Linked DNA regions of Mus musculus: all the other regions are linked to region 3. Evidence: chromatin loops called from intact Hi-C (ENCODE). Cell type or tissue: heart. All regions are shown on one strand. Region 1 has its middle 29 kb from the start of H2-Q1. Region 2 has its middle 19 kb from the start of H2-Q1. Region 3 overlaps Vps52 (VPS52 GARP complex subunit).

The links. A loop is a pair of places that touch in the nucleus more often than their neighbours do. Peaks named below come from ENCODE experiments on the same cell type or tissue, not always from the same donor. Only the 100,000 strongest peaks of a DNase experiment are listed, where the experiment ranks them.
Region 1: it touches region 3 in a loop (9-fold over the local background); 15 of 42 quality-filtered maps call a loop at or near these places.
Region 2: it touches region 3 in a loop (32-fold over the local background); 15 of 42 quality-filtered maps call a loop at or near these places.

Annotation. Positions count from the first base shown.
Region 1 is chr17:35,287,891-35,295,890 of GRCm38, reverse strand. No RefSeq gene overlaps it. Among named protein-coding and RNA genes, the nearest start is that of H2-Q1, 29 kb to the left of the region's middle. In heart, no CTCF peak of the experiment used is centred here; no DNase peak of the experiment used is centred here; H3K27me3 peaks cover 2,849 bases.
Region 2 is chr17:35,297,593-35,305,592 of GRCm38, reverse strand. It overlaps the pseudogene Gm18734. Among named protein-coding and RNA genes, the nearest start is that of H2-Q1, 19 kb to the left of the region's middle. In heart, a CTCF peak has its summit at 3,405 (motif pointing right); a DNase peak (open chromatin) is centred at 3,412; H3K27me3 peaks cover 943 bases.
Region 3 is chr17:33,962,165-33,970,164 of GRCm38, reverse strand. Vps52 (VPS52 GARP complex subunit) reads right to left here. Exons shown (of 20, transcript NM_172620.4): 13 at 7,980-8,000; 14 at 7,619-7,742; 15 at 7,344-7,439; 16 at 7,148-7,255; 17 at 6,922-6,987; 18 at 4,773-4,884; 19 at 4,386-4,504; 20 at 3,127-4,206. The coding sequence ends at 4,060. Among named protein-coding and RNA genes, the nearest start is that of Gm23111, 6.5 kb to the right of the region's middle. In heart, CTCF peaks have their summits at 976 (motif pointing right) and 1,504 (motif pointing left); DNase peaks (open chromatin) are centred at 1,484 and 4,904.

The DNA of each region.
Region 1 (8,000 bases), 1.3 Mb before region 3:
AGACCGCCCTGCTCTCATCAAACTACATCCAGAAGAACTTTATGTGCTTTTCCACCCGTGGGAAGAAAACTCCCTGTAAGAGGGGAGGTAGGAGGCAGAGCCATGAGTGCTAAAAGGAGCTGCAAAGCCCCAAAGAGAGCAGTTCCAGAACTCGGACAGGGACCATGGTGTTGGTTCTTTGATGCGAGCTACATGTGGCGTTAACTAAAACCTCAAAATGGAGCACACCATCTGTGAGGCTTTTTGCTTAATTTGAAGTGGGAAGATCAATTTCTGATCCTTTTCTTTGAGATAGGAAGACACACCTGTAATCCAGAATATTTGTGTAGGAGCCCCTCCCCCTTTCTGATGTGGGCCACGCCTTCTGCTGGAAGCCTACATGAAGACATGGAAGAAGGAAAGGCTTGCTCTGTGTCTGCTTGCTCCTGCTCCTGTTATCTGTCTGAGATTCCTGCTTGTCCTCCCTTGCTCTGAATAATGACGGCAGACTTACATTTATTTATGAATGCCTACGCTTTATGCTAGGCCTTTTCCCAGCATTCTCATAATTCAGTTATCCCATTCATACTATTCTAAGTTCTGCAATGTGGCTGGTCACCTCTCCTCAGTTTCGCACATCCCACTTCCTCTGAGTCTGGGTGGCGAATCCCCCATGCTTCTCTTTTTCCTGAGTTCCTCTCTCTGCCCATAATCCTGCCTTCTACTCTCCTTTTCTAAGGACATAGGGTTTTTATTTTACCACTCAGAAGGTACTTTAGGTAGGCAAGGTAGGACAGAGACTAATCTTCACAGTGTACAACATTACTTCAACATTGACCCCCCACTTAATCCTATGAAAGGCTCTTTCTCTGACATCATCAACTGTATAAAAACAATAAGAACAAGTATAAAAACATAAGTATACAAAGTTAAGAATTTAATTACAAACACTTAATTCTTTAGTATGAATTATTATTAAGTCTTTAATTAATTAATTCGATTAATTAAATAATTAAGGAAATAAACTTTAGATTAAGAATTTAATTATTAATATTAAAAATATAAGAATTACATTCATAATGTCTCATTCATTTGTATTTGCCAATCACTGAGAAATTATTATCTATCCTATGGATCCAGTTTTTGCCTAATTCCCTTTCTATCATAACTTGAAAGTATCCACCTATAAATATCTTCCTAGACCTAAATCGTTTTCTTGAGTCCTAAACAACCTAAGCTTCCTGTGAGGCTGTAACTATGTAATCTTCCCCCCATCAGTGACCTGAGAAGGGTAAATATTCCCTGAGAAAACAGGACGTGCAGAGCAAGCATCTTCCTTCCAAAGTTACGGAAATGGCAGAGATCGCTGGCTGCCTGGACAGTCACCCAAGGTTCTCCTGCAGTCCTGGGGCATCCATCTTTGCCTACTGGCCCAGTATATGATGGACTTTTTTGTGAAGCAGGAATATTGAGGGACTTCCCTGTTATGCTTGTCGCCGGTTAGGACTGCATGCTGTCCGCAGTTGAAGCAAGGGCAGGTTTTTGGCTGGAGCCTGACTTTGCCACATTGAAGCAAACTCCATATGGAGGTTCTTTGATGCCCACCATCCTCCTTGAAGTAGAATGAGGGCACTGCCAGGCTCAGTCACGTCTCAGTGTTATGGAAAGCTGCCTGTTAATAAAACATTTTTGAATGCCACATCCTGTAGATGTCTGAGATTTTCGAAGTCCACTTATGTATCTACAGTGTATCAGAATAGGCAAGTGTTGCTTGTTTCTAGCTATCCACTATCTCTTCAACTTAGGAAATATCTACAAGGGGCTAAAGAAAGCTTATTTCTGTAATTAACATCACTAGTTCCTAACATGTCCAAAACTTTGATTGATTGACTACCCACTTGCATTTCCTAACTCTTTGCAATAGTTTCTTTCAAGGACTGGAACTTAACATTACATTTTAAATTGAGTTGCAGAGGTGCAATATCTTAAACAAGAGTTGAAACATGTGTATGTTATGTTGTAGCAAATGTAAGCTTAAATTTCTCTCAATATACAAAAATACAAACCAGTATAAAATATTTGAGACCAGTAGCTGATGCTCTTTACTCTGAAAGCAGATTCAACAACCTCCCCTCCTATCCTATTGTTCCTTTATAGTCCTTACATGGAACTTGTAGTTTCTTTGGAAAGTCAGTTATGTCAAATGATGGTTTGCTGGAGCACACAGGTGAAAGAATGTTTTGCTGAAGCAGACACATGAAAGGACCTGTGATGAAGGAGTATAACTGTGACCCCACACAGTCGGGAATGAGCAGTGAGCATGTGGTTTGTTTTGTTCTGCCTTGCTATTCTCCACTAACAGCTGGCATGTATTTGTTTGCCTTACATAGTTGTTGAGATCCACTTGTGGTAATGCCACTATTGAGAGAAACTCTCCAAAGAACTGCTCTTGAGGTTTCTGCAGCTCCTTGGTTGGTGAGCCTTGTGGTTTCTTCAGGATTGATCCACAGTTGCTGGTTCAGGCATGGTGTCTGCCTGCTGAGACTGGACTGGACTGGACTGCAGCTGTTGATTCGTATTTGGTGTTTGCCACGGAACTGAACTGCTGACAAAGATTGAGCTTGCCCCAAAAGAGCTATTGTCAAACAGGTCCACTTCCCCAATATCCTAATAACATTTCTCTTCCACTACCTCTTCTGGGTGGTGGGCAAAAGAAGATTCTAAATATTTATTAAAGTAAGTTTGAAAAAAATGTATGCCTACATAACCATTTTTTCTTTTCATCTCTTCTCCTGCTTCAACCCTAACATTGCCACACCTCCTACAGCCTTTTCAAGTAGTGTTATTCATTGATGGAGATTTAAATATATGAGCCTATGGTGGCTATTTGTATTCAAACCACAACTTTCCACTTCTAGGTCCCCATAGGCTTGTAGCAATATCATTCAGCCAAAATGCATTCAGCCCAACTTTAAAAGCCCCCATAGTCTAAAAGTCTATCACAACCTTAGCACATTATAAACTTCAAGGTTCTGAATCTCTCAGAGAGTCATGGAATCCATAAGCTGTAACCTCCTATAAAATAAAAATAAGAAATCTTATAGATCACATTCTTCCCCCACGCTATGGCACAGGATGTGCATCACCATTCCAAAATGCAAGAGAGGGAGCATCGTGAGGAGATGCTGAACCAGAGCAAGACCAGAGAGCAGCTGGGCAAACACTGCATCTCCATGTCTGATGTCAAAGCACTCTTCAGAGCTCCACCTCCTTCATCTTTGTTGACTGCAACACACTTCTCTCTCTTTGTGCCAGAGATGGGGGTTATGCATGGTCTGGACAATATGGATGTCCACTCACTATGGCTGACCTGGCTACAGCTGTTGCTGAATGCAAGACCTCCCAACAGCAAAGACCAACACTGAGCCCCAGATGTGGCACCATTCCTCAAGGTGACCAGCCAGCTACCTGGTGGCAGGCTGACCCCATGAACCAGGTCTGTCATGGGAAGGACAACACTTGATCCTTGCTGGAGCAGACGCTCACTCTGACCATGGATTTGCCTTTCCTACATGGGATGCTTCTGCTGAAGCCACCAGCAGTGAACTTACAGAATGCCTGATCCACCGTCCTGCTATTCCACACAGAGATCACGTGGTATTCTGACCAAGGAACTCACTTCACAGCAGAGAAGTGTGACAGTGGCCCATGGTCATGGAGTCCTCTAGTCTTACCATGTTCCCCACCAACCTGAGGCAGCTGGGTTGACAGAAAGATGGGGTGACTGAAGACACAGTTACAGTGCACATTAGGTGACAGAGGCCTGCAGGGCTGAGTCATGAATAGTGGGACTTTCTTGGTCCTGCCAGTGGATGAATAAAGACACAGAGACATCATCACCATCATCATCATCATCATTATTGTTATTATTAGATGCTTAAACGCTTAGCTAAGCAGAATTTATGTTATTCTTAGGTGACAAATTGTGGCCTATGTCTCCCAAGTGGCCTGTTCTTTACCTCTCTCTCACAGCCCTGGGACAGCTGTCCTTCCTCGTATAATGATGGTGAATCCTCCTGCCTCTAATCCTTTCCCCAGAGGCCCTCTCTCAGCCCTCAAGTCCCACCCTTACTCTCCTGTCTAGACATTGCCATCAGGTGAAGCAAGGGTAACAGTGTTAGGAGGGGGTAATGATGCAGATCACCGAGGGCCAATTAGATTGTCTCTCCACAATGGGGGTAAGAAGGATCATGTCTGGAGTGCAGGAGATCCTTTAGGGCTTCTCTTAGTACTACCATGTCCTGTGGTTAAAGTCAATGGGAAACTACACCAGCCTAATCCAGGCAGGATGACAAAGGGCACAGACCCTTCAGGAATGGTGATCACTCCTCCAAGAAAGGAGGTAAGACCTGCTGAGTTGTTGGCCAAAAAGGAGGAAATGCAGAATGGATAGTAGAGAAAGATGGTTATAAATATCAGTCAGGAGAGCAAAAGATTCACCCAAAGACACTGAAGAACACAGACACATGGAGCAGAGGAGCAGTTACTAACCACATGGCAGAAAATAGTGTCAAATAAATGGGAATATGTATCATGAGCTACCCAGGGAACCAGCTAAAGCTATTTGACCAAGGCTGTAGCAAATTAGATACATCTCAGAATCCTATTTCTTGAAATAAACAGACTGGGTGGAAAACATATAACAGTTTTAAATACCAGCCAAAGCCATGCGACCATTGCTGAAATGAGGATTATAAGTGGCATGTGCATTTCTGTTGTATTTGGTTAAACATGTATTTGTACAGATATTACATTTTCTTTTCTGTTTCTTTATCATACGATGTAGCTTCAATTAAGAGAATTATCAGTGGTTATCATGTTTAAATTTGAGATACTAAAGAATGTCCCTTAAGGGAACTTGAGGCATAATTTTAGAGCCTCAAATTGAAGCAGAGACCATGAGGAACACTACTTACTGACTTGTTGCTTAAGTCTTGCTCTGCCTGGTTTCTTATACCATCCACCCACAGTGGGTGGAGCCCTTCCATTCATCATCAAATGACCGGAGACCCTGGGGTCACACTGATGTGGGGAACAAAAGAAATAGAAGCTCCCATTTTGGCTAGAAAGTCACTTCCCAGCAAGGAGATGGGACAGGCTGGTACTATTAGGCTGGTATCACTAGGAAGGAATGCATAAGAGGGACATCTCTAAATCTACAGCCAAGTGGTGGGGTGTGGTGAGCCTGGTAAGCCTGGCCCCCTACTCTGACAAGAGAGGAATGGAAAGGAGAGGTGGGTCCCCAGACTTTATTCAGGACTTAGAATGTGGCCCCAGTGTCCAGAAGGAAGGAGATTGAATGCGCTAATACCATGATAATTACTCTGTGTCAGAGATGGCGGCGGTCAGGCTAAAGGAGTCTGGGCTCCCTAAGTCGTCCATGGTCAGACCACAGATATTGGCTGAAGGATGGTCAGGGATGATGTTCCCATGCCTCGGGGGATGGGGACAGTTAATACTCCAATGTCCTTTTGATGGAACCTTGGACTTGGTTTGGGTGGTTTATGAGAGTTTCATAGACCTGAGACTAATGACCCCCCTGAGCCCATCTGAAACAGGATGTGGGTGTTCTCAGGCATTGGGAGTCAGGGAGCTCCTGGGATTTTTCCTTGTCCAGCTGAGAGGCCTTAGCCATTATAAAGTATTTTGGTTTGGGGGCTTTTTTATGTCTCCCATGATCCATCTTGAAGGGTATGACTTAGTTTTCCTGCTGAGGAGTCAGGAGTCCTTTCTATACATGTTTAAATTTTGTCCTGATATCAGGGAGACTCTTGAAACTGTAGCTCATATGCAATTGGTTTCCACTGGGGTCTCAGGATCCAGGTTAGTGTATTGTAGGAGGGCCTTTGTAACGGCAGGTTAGGCATTGAGGTGGATTTTCATAGTTCTCCTGGATGACCTCTTGGGAGTTTTCATAATTTACAGCCTTAAGGGGAGCTTTATGGAGACCGGTCAGGAGGCAAGTTATGAATTGATTCCTTCCTAGGATGCCCCCTGTGGTATTGTGATTGCATTAGGGTCCTGCCTCAGCCCTATCTGCATGGGCAGCCTGTTGCTGTGGACAAAGAGAAAGCAGAGAGGCTGAAGAGGAAGAAGAGGTTCTCTGGGTTGTTGTCCTTATCGTGATTGAAAACGGTGGAAGAATTGTCTGGCTTGGGCCTCACAGCTAGGAGGAGCTCTTTTCTCCTTGATTGGTTTCTGCCATGTGATCACTTTTTAATAAAGATGGGAGAGAGGTCACATGGCAAACACCGTCCTTTCAAACCCTATCAAAGATGGCTGTCAGCAAAGATGCTCCTGTCCTGATGAGGGGACAGTGGTTGAGATGGCAACAAGCATGTGTTTCCTTTAAGAATTCTATGTGTAGACTTTAACTATTTATGCTGATGTCACAAATTTTAAGTTAACCTCTTCGTTAGAAGTTTTACTGGGATCATACTCCTCATGAAATTTAGAGAATTAACCCAAAACCTAAAGAGTCGAGATGAGCAGCCATAGTCCCCACTGTGAATAGTCTGTCCCTTTATGTTTCCTCTTCTTTCTCTGTCACACAACTGGCCTCCTGCTTTGTTCTCTCCCACTCCTGCTGCTGGGTTGGCTTCTGGCTCCCAAACTGCAACAAACTTACAGAGCCATGGATGGTAACTTAGAGGACAAGAAGTTTCCACTGTGTGAGGATGAGGGAGAGACAACGGGGTTTGGAGGAAAGAGAAATTGGGAGTAGGGAAACTTCCCATTTCCCTGATTGCTCGTAGTTATTTGTAAAGATCCTGAATAATATTGGGATCAAGGGTGCCACTGAGTGGCCATTCATTCTGTTTATCTAAGGGATATTGAGGCCAATTTTGATGGGACAGGGGAATAAATGTAGTGCTCTTCAGGTTTGGTTTCAGATGTACAGGTTGGAGGTTTCTAAGAGGCACCCAAGAGACTAAGAGGGTAGGAAAGACACTGATCCCCAGCGTGAAAAAGGGGGAGCATAATGTCCCTGCAGCCTGTTGTCATGGGTGCCCCCAGACTCAGGGAGAACACAATGAGAACCAAGCTGTTCAGTGGGTCATCACCACAACTCAGCAGCCACCAGCTTAGCCTGGGTAAGCTAAGGAGTCTCGGTGCCTGGTACCAGGACTTTCGCAGAAGCCAGAAGTAGAATGAGAACCAAGCTCTCCTAGAGGGTCTTGTCTAGAGGAAAGGGTTGGGAATGCAGTCTCAAAAGTCACAAGGGTCTAGGGACATTGTGGAATTTACAGGCAGCTCCAAGAGTGGTAGATAGGGCAGGAAAGGTCACAGGAGCCCAGCAGGGTCTCAGGAAGCTGCAGGGTTGCAGCTCTGAGGGTGGAGGGATGGAGTCAGGACCAGAAAAGTCACAGGAGCCCAGCAGGGACTAAGGAGACTGCACCTAAAACCACCAGGGACTAGAGGAGCCATGGGATAGGCAGCTCTAAGGGGAAGGTGAGCAAGGGCAGGTAGAGGCGCCATGGCCCAGAAGACCTAAGGGAACTGCAGAATAGAAGCTCCAATGGTGGGAGAATGGGGGCAGGTGATGAGGGCCAACTCTAGCCTTAAAGACTAGCTGGAGGTACCTCCACCTCAAAGAGTACCAGAGGGGTGCTGGATACTCAACGGTCACTTCCTCAGAGTTGGGGAAGCCTTTACACTGACCAGAAGTTGTAGGGTTTTTTTTTTCACGATAATTTTTTTTATTGGCTATTTATTTCATTTACATTTCCAATGCTATCCCAAAAGTCCTTTACACGCTCCCCCACCCACTCCTCCACCCACCCACTCCCACTTCTTTGCCCTGTCATTCCCCTGTACTGAGGCATATAAAGTTTGCACGACCAATGGGCCTCGGTTTTGATTTTTCTAAACCTACTTTCAATAAGGGTTCTTAAATGCTGTAACCTCCCTTCTAGCCACCCACCCACCATAGGAAGTGGAAAAGAAAAGTTCTCAGGATA
Region 2 (8,000 bases), 1.3 Mb before region 3:
TGGCCCTGGAGCTCCCATCCCAAGCTCAGCCCCAGCTTCTGCTGTGGGGAACTTACATAAGTGTGGCTAGTGAGCAGGTCAGGCCGCTTATGGAACCTGTGGAGAGAGAAGAAGCTGGTCTCCCTGGCCAGTGCATTGTCCCCAATGAAATGTACATCTCTTTGCCTACAGCTACTTGAAAAACAAGGTAACATTCATTTGTCTGACACAGAAACACCTGGAGTCCTCTAGCCTACTGACATTGCTGTTTTTCTGTGTATCCACATTGTTCTCCGGTTCTGCAACATTGCAGCGAAGAGGGACGTCCCTGCCCTGGACAGGTCACTGAGCTCTGGTCCTTGGTGCCTGGAGGCGGTCAGCTTTTTATCTTATTCAAACAACTCCGTCCTGACTCTGGGCTCTTCCTCACCTGATGCCCTTCACCCTTTTTCCCATTTGTGTGTCCCAGGGGCAGCATTGGTGTGGGGCACAACCACTCACTGTCACCCTGAAGGGTGCTGTGCTCCCCTGGGCAGACTGCACCCCTGCCAGCTGACCTTTGACTCTGATTAAGCCTGCAGGTACTGGGAGCAGGTGCTTGCCTTGCTGTGGCCTCGGTTTGAGCTGATCCTGGAGATGAATGTCCAGAGTGTCCGCAGCACTGACCCCCAGCGCCTTGGGGGACTGGACACTCAGCCCCACTATATAAGGGCGGGCGAGGGTAACAAGAGGGTCTTGTGGTCACACTGAGTGGTGGGTTGGGTACTGCCAAAGCAGTCAACTTAGGCAGACAACTCCTGTTTTGCCTGGGGCCAGGCGTTTCAGGGACAGCTGAGGTTGTGTCTGCCAGGCAGGCAGGTGTAGGCCTTTCCTTTTTGCTCTGAGATCATTCTCGTCGTCAGCCCTGGGCAGGCCTTGCTGGTTCAGCCCTGGTTGCTCTCTGACACACCTTTTCTTCTGGCAGTCAGCCCGAGTCACTCAGCTGATCCGTGGCTTTGGTAGTTCCTGTAAGGCTTCTGTAGAGTCCTTGAGTCAGGATGTAACGTGGAGTTTTACCATCTTCTGAAATGGAACCAGCATCATCCAGGTGTCTGGCCACTCCCACCCTTTGCCTGTGTACCATGGTTGTCTGTTTCCTCGCTCTTTCCCCTGGGCTCTGCATCACACGATTGCCCTGAAGGCCAACAAGCATCTGTGCCTGAGATCCTGGTGAAGCTCTGACAGCTCAGGTCACCATGAGTCTGACCCTGACTCCTCTGTGCAGGGGGCGCTGACCCAACTGATCCAGCTCAACCATGGCTTCCACCGGGTGCTGTCTCAGCCCCAGCTCCGAGTACTCCTGGCCAGGGCCGAGCTCATCAACATCCATCACCTCATGGTGGAGCTGAAGAAACACAAGCTAAACTTCTGTTTCGGACCTGCCGGGACCCTAAGCTCCCGTGGACTCTCAGTGGGTCACACACTGTCACCTGGGACCTCTTCCCATCCCTTTTGTCTCCACGGCTTCCACACACCGCACTCAGCCTCCATTGCCAGGACTCTGCCTCAACAGAGTGCACCCAAGGCCACTCCCTGGGCTTCTGAGTCAGGTGACCTTCATTTCCAGTCCAGTCAGCTCCTCTGCTGTTCACTCACAGCCTGTGAGCTTCCACCGCCCCAGGCTCTGACTGACCCTCAGCTCTTAGGGCTCAGCAGTTCAGGCCACCCTGTAGCTGATCTCTGGGCTCTGCTGGAACAGTGACATCACCTAGTGGCAGGGCTCACTCTGTGTCAATAATAAGTACTTACAGTGCTGGGACTGTCCTCTCCTTTGTCCCTGGGCCTTTGAGTTCTCCAGCATGTCTTTCTTGTAGACCTAGTCAGTTCCTGGTGGGCGTCAGGAAGATGATGGGATAGTACCCCGATTTCTGTTGCTGCTTCTGGCTGATGGGTGGCATAGTTTCTCAGGAGGGGACTGTTTGTAGCTCTCCAGGAGGGTTACACTTGCTGCAAGGCCTGGGAATGTGGTAGCTTTGGGTGCTGTCCTGAGGGCTACCATGGGAATAATCAACACAGACTCTGAGGTTGTCTGTGTCAGCCTCTAAGTGGCTGTCACAGCTCCTTTGAGGATGGAGGGCCTGTAACACCTGCAGCCATGATCGAGGCAGGGGTGGACCTGGCTTCAAAACAGATCCTGTCATTTTCATGTGACCCAGACACTTCCTGCTGCCCTCTGCCCCACCTCTGTAAGGAGTTTGCAGACCAGAGCAGTGTTTCTCAATATTCCTAATACTGCGACCCTTTAATTCCTGGTACTAACCCCAACCTTAAAGTTATTTTCAGTGTTACTTCATAACTGTAATTTTGCTACTGTTTTCTGATGGCCTTAAGCAACCCCTGTGAAAGAGTTGTTTGACCCCCAAAGGGGTCATGACCCACAAGTCCTAGAGTGAAGGTACATGCTTGACCAAGTTGTTTGGTTTTTGAGACAGGGTTTCTCTGTGCAGCCTTTGTTGTCTTGGAACTCTGTAGACCAGGCTGGACTCGAACTTAGAGACCCACCTGCCTCTACCTCCTAAGTGCTGGGACTGAAGGTGTGTGTCTCCACAGCCTGGCAACCTTGACCAAGTCTTGAACAAAAGCTAGGCTGGTTTGCAGACCTGTAACCCTGGCTAATTAGGGACCAGAAGCACTGGATGGAAAACCTGCTTCAGTTACAGAGTAAGTTCAAGGCCAGCCTGGACCACGTCTTAAAAGTAAAGGCTGGGACACAGCTCGGTGGCAGGAAGCCGTCCCTAGGTCCCATCTACAGCGTGGGGGAAATTCCAGGTGAAAGATGCTGTCAAGGGAAAAAAAGAGTAATTTGAGGTTATTTCCTTTACCCCATTCACTTCCCAGGGCCTTGGCTGGGGGCCTAAGTCCACCCAGACCCCGTCCCAGGCATCCATGCTCCTTTCTCACTTGTTACAACTTTCCCACCTACTCCACCACCCCCTTCTAGGTGTCAGACCTGGGGATCCCAGGCTTCTGGTTTTACCTTATAGCCCCGGGTGTTCTGGAACTTGCTATGTGGTTGAAGAATGCAGAGATCTGCTCTCCTGAGTTTTGGGATTGAAGGCATTCCCAGAGAAACCCAGGACCCTTTCTTTGTGTGGTCACATCAAGCTCAGCCGGTGTGTAGTTCAGTGAGGACACGGTCAACAGGCAGGAAGCCCTGGGGTAAATCCTGGGCAACAGCAACCACAAAAGGAAAAACAACTAATGCTCTGCTGTGGCGGGCTGTGCAGGGGATACCCGGTTTCTTAGTGTGGCCCTTCCTCAGTGTGAGCTGGACAGCTTCGCGGGCTTGTGAAGCTGGCCAGCAGTTCCTGAACTCTGCAGTCTGCAGTCTGGAGGGACATTTGACATAGAGCCCAGTCCATCTCCAAGATTCTTGGGAGCTGCGATGCGGAGCACGGCCGCCAGGGGGCAGCAGGACACAGGAATAGGAGCGGCTCCAGTTCCTGATCACCTAAGTGGCTGTGAGCTTTGAATGCTGGGAAAGGTAGGGAGTTGTGGTCGCCTATGCCCTCTTCATACCGAAGCAGCCAGGGATTTTCCTTTCAGCCCCAAATCCTCTGGTTTGTGGTTTTCACGGGTCCTTATGATCTTCGGACTGAAACACAACTTCTGAGCGAGATTACACCTCGGCTCCTCTCTAGATTGTGACTCAGCACCAACTCTCCAGTCACAGTGACATAGACACACACACACCATGGCATGCTGAGGTGAGGCATGAGGATCAAGTTGTAGGTGGGAAAGGTCAGGACTGGAGAGATGACTCAGAGGTTGAGAGCATTAACTGCTCTTCCAAAGGCCCTGAGTTGATTTCTCAGAAATCACGTGGTGGCTCACAACCATCTATAATGAGATCTGGCGCCCTCTTTTGGTGGCTATAGACATATGCAGGCAGAACACTGTGTACATAATAAATTTTTAAAATAAAATAAAGAATTCAAGGTCCACCTGAGCTACAACAAGGCATACAGCACAAACAGCATAAATGAACGAACACACAGGCTCCATAGACCAGTAGCATCAGGGGCCACTCTGTAGAAGGAATCACCCTTCCCTGGCTGATTCCCTAAGATCATTGTGTACACATCATTAGATGTACACGCCTACTGCAAGGGTCCCTAGAGTGCTGATCTAGGTTTGGAGGTGTTCCTATGCGCTGTAGTGACCCCCAATACTGTTCAGGTATCTCTTTCTTTACAGAAATCTTATTTCCCTTCATTTATTTTTCATTCTTTTAAAAAATATTTTTATTTATATGGGTGTTTTGCCTCCATGTATCTTGCGCGCGCTCAACTGGCCAGGAAGAACGACGCTGCAACAGGATCCTTCTGCACACGTTTATTGGGAGAGCTTGATTGTAGAGGCGAAAAGACCTCGAGCCCAGAACTGGTGCTGCTTTTATAGGCCTAGGAGAGGCGTGTCTCACACCCGGATTGGTTATGCACTATGCCTCATTTGCATGTTCCTCATCTGATTGGCTACTCTCTCTCAGTACCTCACAGAGCCTCATTATCATAACTCATTTGCATGTCTCACATCTGATTGGTTACTCTCTCTCAGTACCTTACAGAACCTCATTATCATACCTCATTTGCATGTCTCACATCTAATTGGTTATACTCTCAGTACCTTACAGAACCTCATTATCATGCCTGGGCCAGGCAGTGTCTTTGCAAAAAACTTTACTGCATATGTACACATTGGTTGTTTGTCCAATTTTATGCGTGGTGGCCAGCAGTAGTCAGTGCCACTCAGCAACGGCACATGTGGCTTCCCACACATGTATGTCTGTGCCCCACAAGCATGGAGTTCCCCAGGCCGCCAGAAGAGGGCACCCTACCCATCTAAGGCTGAGTTACAAGTGGATGAGAACTGGAACTGAACCCAGGTCCTCTGGAACAGCAGTGAGCATTCTTCACCTCGGAACAATCTCTGCAGCTCCATAATTTTATTCGGAAGTGACACCATTTTTATTTTTATGCCTTGGCTCTCTGAGATTCTTTTCTCTGCAGCACAGGGCCTCAGTCAGGCCTGAGCCTCCTAACTCCCCTGCAGAGAAGGTGTGAACAGGAGAAGCCCTGGCTTCCTCAGGGGCACAGAGTCCCAGAGAAGGAGCTTCCCAATCCGTCCCCACAGTGCTCAGTCTACAAAAACGTCTGATGTCCTCCAGCACCAAAGCAGCATTGCTAACATAACCCAGGCATGGAACATTCCAGATGCCCTGTGTAGGTTTATATTTTCCCAAACCTACTTTAATAAGCTTACTTAAGTGTTTTAACCTCTCTTCTAGCTCACCACCCACCAGAGGAAATAGAAAGGGCAAAGGAGCGTGTGGACCTGTTTAGAAAGAGTTCTTATGGAGAGTCCAGTCTGCATTGTCAGGATATCAGCAGGTGAGTGCACATGAATCAGCGATACCAGTTCAATCCAGAAGAAACTTTGAGATTGCACCGATCAGCCTGAGTCTGCAGAAGCAGGAAGAAGATGCCAGAACATCACCAGAAGTTCTTTGGTTAGTTTCTCTCTACAAAGTCCTGAGAAACGATCAGCAAAGAAGGCAAGGCTAACCAATGCCACAGCGTTGTCTGGGAAGAACGAAGACCAGCAAAGCGTGGCAAGGTGAACCAATGCCGCACAGTGTCGTCTGTGGTCTATTGGGTGATATTTATACCCTATCCAAACATCATGTGTTCTCTCAAGAGGGCATCTCTGAAGCTCTGGCAAAACATCGCCTGCCCCTTTTCCAGGCAGTTTCCAGAAAAGCACCATGAGTTTTTCTTCAGCAAATAAATCCTCCCAAAAGAGAATTTCAAAAAAAAAAAATCACACAACACAACTGAGTCTCCAGAGAAACCAGAAATTTCCTCTTGAGACCTGGTTCTCCTAGATTTAGGTCCTCAGATCAGGGGGTTGCATTGCCAAAGTGCTTCTTGTACACCACACATATCTGTTTTTTAACAGATAGTCTCTAATTCCATCTTTATCCTAAAGCTTTAGTAAGGACCTTTGCAATAACAAAGAGCTGTTGTCAGCTGACTGGTTTTCACACATTGGGAATGTGTCTCAGTGACTTGAGTGCCTACCGTGTATAATATAGGTCCCAGATTCCATTTCTCAACACTTCCAAAAAACAGGGTTGTGGCACCAATTCGGGATGGTGAGGTGACTCTGGTAGAGGTGCTTGCCACTGAGTCTGACCACCTAAGTTCAGTCCCCCAGAACCCACGTGGAAAGAGAGAACTGGATCCCCAAGGTTGTCTTATGACTCCCTCTGCCCCCAACACATACCACAGATGGAGAATGGCCTCATTCACACACGGTACACATAAAGCAATAGTATAAATACATAACACATAAAAGAGTTTAAAATCTCTGTGATTATCCTTGCATGGGATGCCCTTCAGTCCTCCTGGCTGCTTCTCATCACAATGTGGGTTTTGGACACAGGTAAGTCTGGAGGAAAACTGGACATATCTTTTACATACTTGTCCTTATACATAACTGTCCTTATGACCTTCAATATGAAATCATCATGATTCCTTTTTTATTTTATTACATTGATTTAATAATTATGTGTAGGGATGTGCATGTCGTGATGGCTATGTGATGCTGAGAGGATAACTTACAGGACTCAGGTGTCTCCACTCTCCTTGTGGCTTCCATGGATCAAACTCAGAGAGCCAAGCTTGGTAGCAAGAACCTTTATTCTCTGAGCCACCCTTCCTCTTCCTTTCTTCTCTTCAGAAGTCAGACCCTGGAGTCTTCTAGAAGAAAAGCCACTTCCGGGAATACAATGGCTACACAAGTGCTTGGGGATGCAGTGGAGAGAGGCTTCTACTTAAAGCAGAGGCGCTGGCCTGCAAGCCCCACATGGACCCCACAGAGACCAGGCTCTGTTCACCTGCAATGGGCGGCTCACACTGCCAAGCCTGAGTGCAGGACTCTCATCTGTTAAGTATAGACTTTGCCTCTCCCCTCAGGATCTGTCTTCTCAGCCCTGTGCTGAGACACAGATTCCTTGTGTTAATTCCTAGAAGTCCGTGGCTTCAGGTGGGTAGGTATATATACATATATACATATATATATGTATATATATGTGTGTGTGTGTATTTAAAACAAGGATCTTCATTCTGAGTCCTGAGTTTGTCTCTGTGGACCTGGGACATTGTCTCAGCACAGGAGACCCCCTTGTCCACTGAAGAGAGACCCCTGTGCAGACCACAGACAGCAGGGCACTGATCCCTGTCTCCACTGGACTTCTCTGTGTCTGCACTTCCATGGTGCAGTTGCTTTAGTGACTCAATCACAGAAGGAGAGGAACTGTCACCAACTATAACACAGAATAAGGATGATAGTGTGGTAGAAGTTATGTAATCTCTGACCCTCTCCCTTCCTCCCTGACCTTCACTCACACTTTTGAGCTGATGAGGTGAGGGACATGAATGTCACAGGAGTGGGGGACACTGTTTCTGATAACAGAGTTGGCCCCAGAGTTCCTCAGGCCTGTGCAGTGTGGACACTGGAAGAAAGATGATTCTCATGCCAGAGAGCACACAGGGTTTCATCCCTGATCAGTAGTGTGGGAGAAGATTAAATTTACCCATCCCCCCACCCCAAAAAAAAGATTTTAAAAAAAGCCGGGCGTGATGGCACACCCCTTTAATCCCAGCACTCAGGAGACAGAGGCAGGCAGATTTCTGTGTTCAAGGCCAGCCTGGTCTACAGACTGAGTTCCAGGACAGCCAGGGCTACACAGAGAAACCCTGTCTCTGAAAACAAACAAACAAAAAAAAATTACCCATTTCATGATTCTGTGGAAAGAAGAGCAGAGATGGGTGGGGACTCCTGAAGAGAGTCACTCATCACACAGAGCAACAAACGTCTGTGACCACAGGTGTGAACTACAGTCACCTCCCCATGCAGATCTCCACAGCAGCCCTCCAGTGTCACCAGGATTCAGCAGACCCTGTCTCCCTGAACCCCTC
Region 3 (8,000 bases):
ATATCCCGACAAGGCGGATTGGACTCTCCCGAAAAAGGTGTTTCTAAACAGGTCCACGCCCTCCTTTACCCTATTAACATTTCCTTTCTACTTCCTCTAGTGGGTGGTGAGGTAGAAGAGAGGTTAAAACACTTAAGTAAGCTTATTAAAGTAGGTTTAGGAAAATATAAGCCTACACAGGGCATCTGGAATGTTCCATGTGTGGGTTATGTTAGCAATGCTGCATTGGTGCTGGAGGACATCAGACATTTTTGTAGACTGTGCACTCTGGGGACAGACTGGGAAGCTCCTTCTCTGGGACTCTCTGACCCTGAGGACCCCAGGGCTTCTCCTGTTCAAACCTTCTCTGCAGGGTAGTTAGGAGGCTCAGGCCTGAGTGAGGCCCTGTGCTGCAGAGAAAAGAATCACAGAGAGCCAAGACATAAAAATAAAGATGGCGTCACTTCCGAGTAAAATTATGGCGCTGCAGAGATTGTTCAGAGGTGAAGAATGCTTACTGCTGTTCCAGAGGACCTGGGTTCAGTTCCAGTTCTCATCCACTTGTAACTCCAGTCTCAGAGGGGATAGGCTGCCCTCTTCTGGCAGACTGGGGAACTCCATGCTTGTGGGGCATAGACATACATGGAGGCAAAACACCATATACATAAATATATTTTTTAAAAGAATGAAAAAGAAATGAAGGGAAATAAGATTTCTGTAAAGCGACACTGCACAGTATTTGGGGGGTCACTACAGCATGTAGGAACACTTCTAAAACCTAGTGCAGGACTGTAGGGTCCCCTGCACTAGATGTACACAATGATCTTAGAAATTCAGCAAGGGAAGAAAGAAATGGACACAACTCCTCCTATAGAGTGACTCCGGATGCTACTGGTCTATGGAGCCTGTGTGTTCGTTCATTTATGCTGTTTGTGTTTGTTGTATGCCTTGTTGTAGCTCAGGTGGACCTTGAATTCTTTATTTTTAAAAGATTTATTATGTACAGTGTTCTGCCTTCATGTGTCCCTGTCCACCAGAAGAGGGCGCCAGATATTATTATAGATGGTTGTGAGCCACCACGTGATTGCTGAGAATTCAACTCAGGACCTATGGAAGAGCAGTTAATGCTCTCAACCTCTGAGTCTTTTCTCCAGTCTTGATCTTTAATTCTTGACCCTCCTGTATCACCTCATAATGCCGTGTTGTGTGTTGTGTGTGTGTTTGTCTTTGTGTGTCTATTTCACTGTGACTGGAGTGTGGTGTTGAGTAACAATCAGGTGAGGGGCCGAGGTGTAATCTCACTCAGAAGCTGTGTTCATAAGGACCCGGGAAAACCACAAACCAGAAGATTGGGGGCTGAAAGGAAAATCCCTGGCTGCTTGGGTATGAAGAGGGCATAGGCGACCACAACTCCCTGCCTTCCCCAGCATTCAAAGCTCACAGCCACTTAGGTGATCAAGAACTGGAGCCACTCTTATTCCTGTGTCCTGCTGCCCCCTCGTGGCCATGAGCCGCATCGCAGCTCTCAAGAATCTTGGAGATGGACTGGGCTCTATGTTGAATGTCCCTCCAGACTGCAGACTGCAGAGTCCAGGAACTGCTGGGCAGCTTCACAAGCCCACGAAGCTGTCCGGGTCACACTGAAGAAGGGCCACACTAAGAAGCCGGGTATCCCCTGCACAGCCCGCCACAGCAAAGCATTAGTTGTTTTTCCTTTTGTGGTTGCTGTTGCCCAGGATTTACCCCAGGGCTTCCTGCCTGTTGACTGTGTCCTCATTGAACTACACACCAGCTGAGCTTGATGTGACCACACAAAGAAAGGGCCCTGGGTTTCTCTGGGAATGCCTTCAGTCCCAGCCCTCTGGAGGGCAGATCTCTGCATTCTTCAACCACATAGCAAGTTCCAGAACACAGGGGCTATAAGGTAAAACCAGAAGCCTGGGATCCCCAGGTCTGACACCTGGAAGTGGGTGGTGGAGTAGGTGGGAAAGTTGTAACAAGTGAGAAAGGAGCATGGATGCCCAGGGCGGGGGCGGGGTGGACTTAGGCTCTCCAGCCAAGGCCCTGGGAAGTGAATGGGGTAAAGGAAATAACCTCAAATTACTTTTTTTTCCTTGACAGCGTCTTTCACCTGCAATTTCCCCCACACTGCAGATGGGACCTAGGGACGACTTCCTGCCACCGAGCTGTGTCCCAGCCTTTACTTTTAAGACGTGGTCCAGGCTGGCCTTGAACTTACTCATAACTGAAGCGGGCATTCCATCCAGTGCTTCTGGTCCCTAATTAGACAGGGTTACAGTCTGCAAACCAGCCTAGCTTTTGTTCAAGACTTGGTCAAGGTTGCCAGTCTATGGAAAAACACACCTTCAGTCCCAACACTTGGGAGGCAGAGGCAGGTGGATCTCTAAGTTCGAGACCAGCCTGGCCTACAGAGTGAGTTCCAGGACAACCAGGGCTTCACAGAGAAACCCTGTCTCAAAAACCAAACAACTTGGTCAAGCATGTACCTTCACTCTAGAACCTGTGGGCCATGACCCCTTTGGGGGTCAAACAACCCTTTCACATGGGTTGCTTAAGTCCATCAGAAAACACAGATATTTATATTAGTATTCTTTTTTTTTTTTTTTGGTTTTTCGAAACAGGGTTTCTCTGTATAGCCCTGGCTGTGCAGGCTGGCCTCGAACTCAGAAATCCGCCTGCCTCTGCTTCCCAAGTGCTGGGATTAAAGGCATGCACCACCATGCCTGGCTATATTAGTATTCTTATTTAAAAAAAAAAAAAAAGATTTATTTATCATATGTAAGTACACTGTCGCTGTCTTCAGACACTCCAGAAGAGGGAGTCAGATCTTGTTAAAGATGGTTGTGAGCCACCATGTGGTTGCTGGGATTTGAACTCTGGACCTTTGGAAAAGCAGTCGGGTGCCCTTACCCACTGAGCTATCTCACCAGCCCCTATATTAATATTCTTTTTTTGTTTTTTTTCGAGACAGGGTTTCTCTGTGTAGCCCTGGCTGTCCTGAAACCCACTTTGTAGACCAGGCTAGCCTCGAACTCAGAAATCCACCTGCCTCTGCCTCCCAAGTGCTGGGATTAAAGGCATGTGCCACCACGCCTGGCTAGTATTCTTAACAGTACAAAATCACAGTTATGAAGTAACAATGAAAATAACTTTAAGGTTGGGGTCAGCACAAGGAACTGTGTTAAAGCGTTGCAGTATTAGGAAGGTTGAGAACCACTGCTCTGGAGTCTGCAAACTCCTTACAGAGGTGAGGCAGAGGGCAGCGGGAAGGGTCTGGGTCACATGAAAATGACAGGATCTGTTTTGGAGCCAGGTCCACCCCTGCCTTGATGCATGGCTGCAGGTGTTATAGGCCCTCCATCCTCAAAGGAGCTGTAACAGCCACTTAGTGGCTGACACAATCTCAGAGGCTGTGTGGACTATTCCCATGGTATCCCTCAGGACAGCACCCAAAGCTACCACATTCCCAGGCCTTGCGACAAGTGCCACCCTCCTGGAGAGCTACAAACAGTCCCCTCCTGAGCATCTATGCCACCCCTGGGCCAGAAGCAGCAACAGACCTTGGGGTACTATCACACCCTCTTCCTGATGCCCACCAGGAACAGACTAGGTCTACAATAAACACATGCTGGAGAATTTAGAGGCCCAGGGACAAAGGAGAGGACACGGTCCCAGCACTGTTAGTACTTATTATTGCCACATAGTGAGACCCACCACGAGGTGATGTCACTGTTCCAGCAGAGCCCACAGATCAGCTACAGGGTGGCCTGCAGTGCTCTGCCCTAAGAGCTGAGGGTCAGTCAGAGCCTGGGGCGGTGGAAGCTCACAGGCTGTGAGTGAACAGCAGAGGAGCTGACCGGACTGGAAATGAAGGTCACCTCACTCAGAAACCCAGGGAGTGGCCTTGAACGCACTCTGTTGAGGCAGAGTCCTGGCAATGGAGGCTGAGAGGGGAGTGTGGAAGCCATAGAGATAAAAGGGATGGGAAAGGGGTCCCAGGTGAAAATGTGTGACACACAGAGTACACAGGAGCTTAGGGGCGGGGGAGGGGGGTCTGAATCAGAAGTTCGGCTTGTGTTTCTTCAGCTCCACCATGAGGTGATGGATGTTGATGAGCTCGGCCCTGGCCGGGAGTGCGCGGAGCTGGGGCTGAGACAGCACCCGGTGGAAGCGATGGTAGAGCTGGATCAGCTGGGTCAGCGCCCCCTGCACAGAGGAGAGTCAGGGTCAGACTCATGGTGACCTGAGCTGTCAGAGCTTCACCAGAATCTCAGGCACAGATGCTTGTTGGCCTTCAAGGCGTTTGTGTGATGCGGAGCCCAGGGGAAAGAGCGAGGAAATAGACAACCTTAGGACACAGGCAAAGGGTGGGAGTGGCCGGTCACCTGGATGATGCTGGTTCCATTTCGGAAGTTGGTAAAACTTCGCATTACATCCTGACTCAGGGACTCCACTGATGCCTTCCAGGAACTACCAAAGCCACGGATCAGCTGAGTGACTCGGGCTGACCGCCAGAGGAAAAGGTGTGTCAGAGAGCTCCAGGTCTGGTTACCGTCCACCAGGCACAGAGCAACCAGGGCTGGTGACCCAGCAAGGCCTGCCCTGGGCACATCTGTGCTCACCATCAAGCCTGGCTTTCTTGGTGTTCTTCCAGCCAAGTCTTCCTTGCTGCGTTGCCTCCCCTGTGACTCCCCACTCCCACCCCCCCACCCCCTCCACCCCCGCTCACTGTCCCTAATTCCCACTACCTACTGCACCAGGACATCAGATACCTTCCTCCCCTCGGAGCCGCTCAGCCTGCCCACGCTCAATCAAGGCTTCAGCCTCCTTCACGAATGCCACCAGACCCCCGAAGGGGGGAGACAGCAGCTCCTCAATGAACTCCTAGAGAGAAGTGCAAGCACACACAGGGTCAGACTCCTGGGAGCAAAGGACCCCCATTCTGCACAGGGACGTCTAATGACCCGCCAGACAGCAGTCTCTGTGAGCCTTCCACCTTAGGTGGTGATGTCACAAGTTGCAGGGGATGTCCCCAAGGGTTTTCTCCAGAACCAAGATCCAGTATGCTGGCTCATCAGGGAACAGTGCTTTCCACTGGTCCCCAGAACACAAGGTCGAAGAAGCAAGAAAAGAAGTTGTGACCTAGAAGTTGTGACCTCTGACCTCCATGAGCTTCAGATGTGCCTGTGTGAGCTTACATGTGCACACACACAAACAGTTCCCTGCAAAGCAGAATGCACATACACACAGGGCTATAGTGCATGCACACACACACATACACACAGGGCTATAGTACATGCACAAACACACAAACATACACACAGGGCTATAGTACATGCACAAACACACAAACATACAGAGCTATAGTGCACACACACACATACACACAGGGCTATAGTGCATGCACACACATGTGGGAAGCCGCCCCCACATTCGCCGTCACAAGATGGCGCTGACATCCTGTGTTCTAAGTTGGTAAACAAATAATCTGCGCATGAGCCAAGGGTATTTACGACTACTTGTACTCTGTTTTTCCCGTGAACGTCAGCTCGGCCATGGGCTGCAGCCAATCAGGGAGTGATGCGTCCTAGGCAATTGTTGTTCTCTTTAAAGAGGGAAGGGGGTTTCGTTTTCTCTCTCTCTTGCTTCTTACACTCTGGCCCCATAAAGATGTAAGCAATAAAGCTTTGCCGTAGAAGATTCTGGTTGTTGTGTTCTTCCTGGCCGGTCGTGAGAACGCGTCGAATAACACACACACACATACACACAGGGCTACAGTGCATGCACACACACACACATACACACAGGGCTATAGTGCACACACACACATACACACAGGGCTATCGTGCATGCACACACACACATACACACAGGGCTATAGTACATGCACAAACACACAAACATACACACAGGGCTATAGTACATGCACAAACACACAAACATACAGAGCTATAGTGCACACACACACATACACACAAGGCTATAGTGCACACATACACACATACACACAAGGCTATAGTGCATGCACACACACACACATACACATAGGGCTATAGTACATGCACACACACACATATACACAGGGCTACAGTGCATGCACACACACACACATACACACAGGGCTATAGTGCATGCACACACACACATACACACAGGGCTATAGTGCATGCACACACACACATACACACAGGGCTACAGTGCATGCACACACACACACATACACACAGGGCTATAGTGCATGCACCCACACACACATACACACAGAGCTATAGTGCACACACACACATACACACAGGGCTATAGTGCATGCACACACACACATACACACAGGGCTATAATACATGCACACACACACAAACATACACACAGAGGTATAGTGCACACACACACATACACACAGGGCTATAGTGCATGCACACACACACATACACACAGGGCTATAGTGCACATACACTCAGGGCTATAGTGCACACACACACATACACACAAGGCTATAGTGCACACACACATATACACAGGGCTATAGTACACACACACACACACACATATACAGGGCTATAGTGCGCACACATACACACAGGGCTATAGTGGATGCACACACATACACAAAAGGCTATAGTGCACACACACATACACACAGGGCTATAGTGCATGCACACACATACACACAGGGCTATAGTGCACACACACACACATACACACAGGGCTATAGTACATGCACACACATGCATACATACATGTAGCTATAGTACACACACATGCATACATAAATAGGTATAGTTCTATGTTGCTTCTAAACTATTAGTACCTTGAAAAAGTTAAATGAAATAGACTAGCAACAAGGCAGTGGGTTGTACTCATGACTGCACACAGAGGTCAGTCCAACAGCATCGCAGTCTTCCTGCTGCACCCAGGCCCTACCTGTGTCCGAGCATTGAGCAGCTGCTGGAAACTTTCCACCTCTTTGCTGTCATCAGCAGCCCGCTCCTAAGGAAGACAAGAGGAGTCAGGAGCTTGGGAACCTTCACTGTTGCCATCACTTCCCCTTCTTTCCATGATGTGGACACTGCCAGCATCCAGGGGTAAAGCGCTGAGCTCAGGCAGAGCTCACAAGCTGTAGGGACCCCCGTGGGAGGAGCAGCATTACCATCAGCACCCCGAGCATCATGTCATAGTTGTTGATCAGAAACACAAGCTGCTCCTTCCTGGAGGAGAACTCTGCAGCCACTCGGAGGACAAAATTCTCCACCTCCACCTGCACAAGCCAAATGAAAGCAGCAGGTTAGAAAGCAAGGACACAGGTCCCGTCCCTCTGCTGGCAAATATGTCCTGCCTAGCTATACCTGGAGCTGTCCCAGGAGCTGCAGCGTGCGTTCATTGGGGATCGTCTGGTTGATGCTGACAAGTGCAGAGGAGAACTCAGCATAGCGGCGTGTGATCTGGGAGCAAGAAGGGAAGGCTCACACCTGCCTGACTGGGAGATACAACCCTCAGATACCCCTGCAAGTTCTGTCACCAGTCAGAACAGATGTTGTCTGCCTAAGTTGACTCCTTCGGCAGTACCCACCCACCACTCAGTGTGACCACAGACCCCCTTATTAACCTTGCTCGCCCTTACATAGTGGGGCCGAGTGTCCAGTCCCCCAAGGCGCTGGGGGTCAGTGCTGCGGACACTCTGGACATTCATCTCCAGGATCAGCTCAAACCGAGGCCACAGCAAGGCAAGCACCTGCTCCCAGTACCTGCAGGCTTAATCAGAATCAAAGGTCAGCTGGCTGGGGGTGCAGTCTGCCCAGGGGAGTACAGCACGCTTCAGGGTGACAGTGAGTGGGTGTGCCTGATGCCAATGCTGCCCCTGGGACACATGAATGGGAATAAGGGTGAAGGGCATCAGGTGAGGGCCCAGAGTCAGGATGGAACTGTTTTCGTAACATAAGAAGCTGACCACATCCAGACACCAAGGACCAGAGCTCAGTGACCTGTCCAGGGCAGGGACGTCC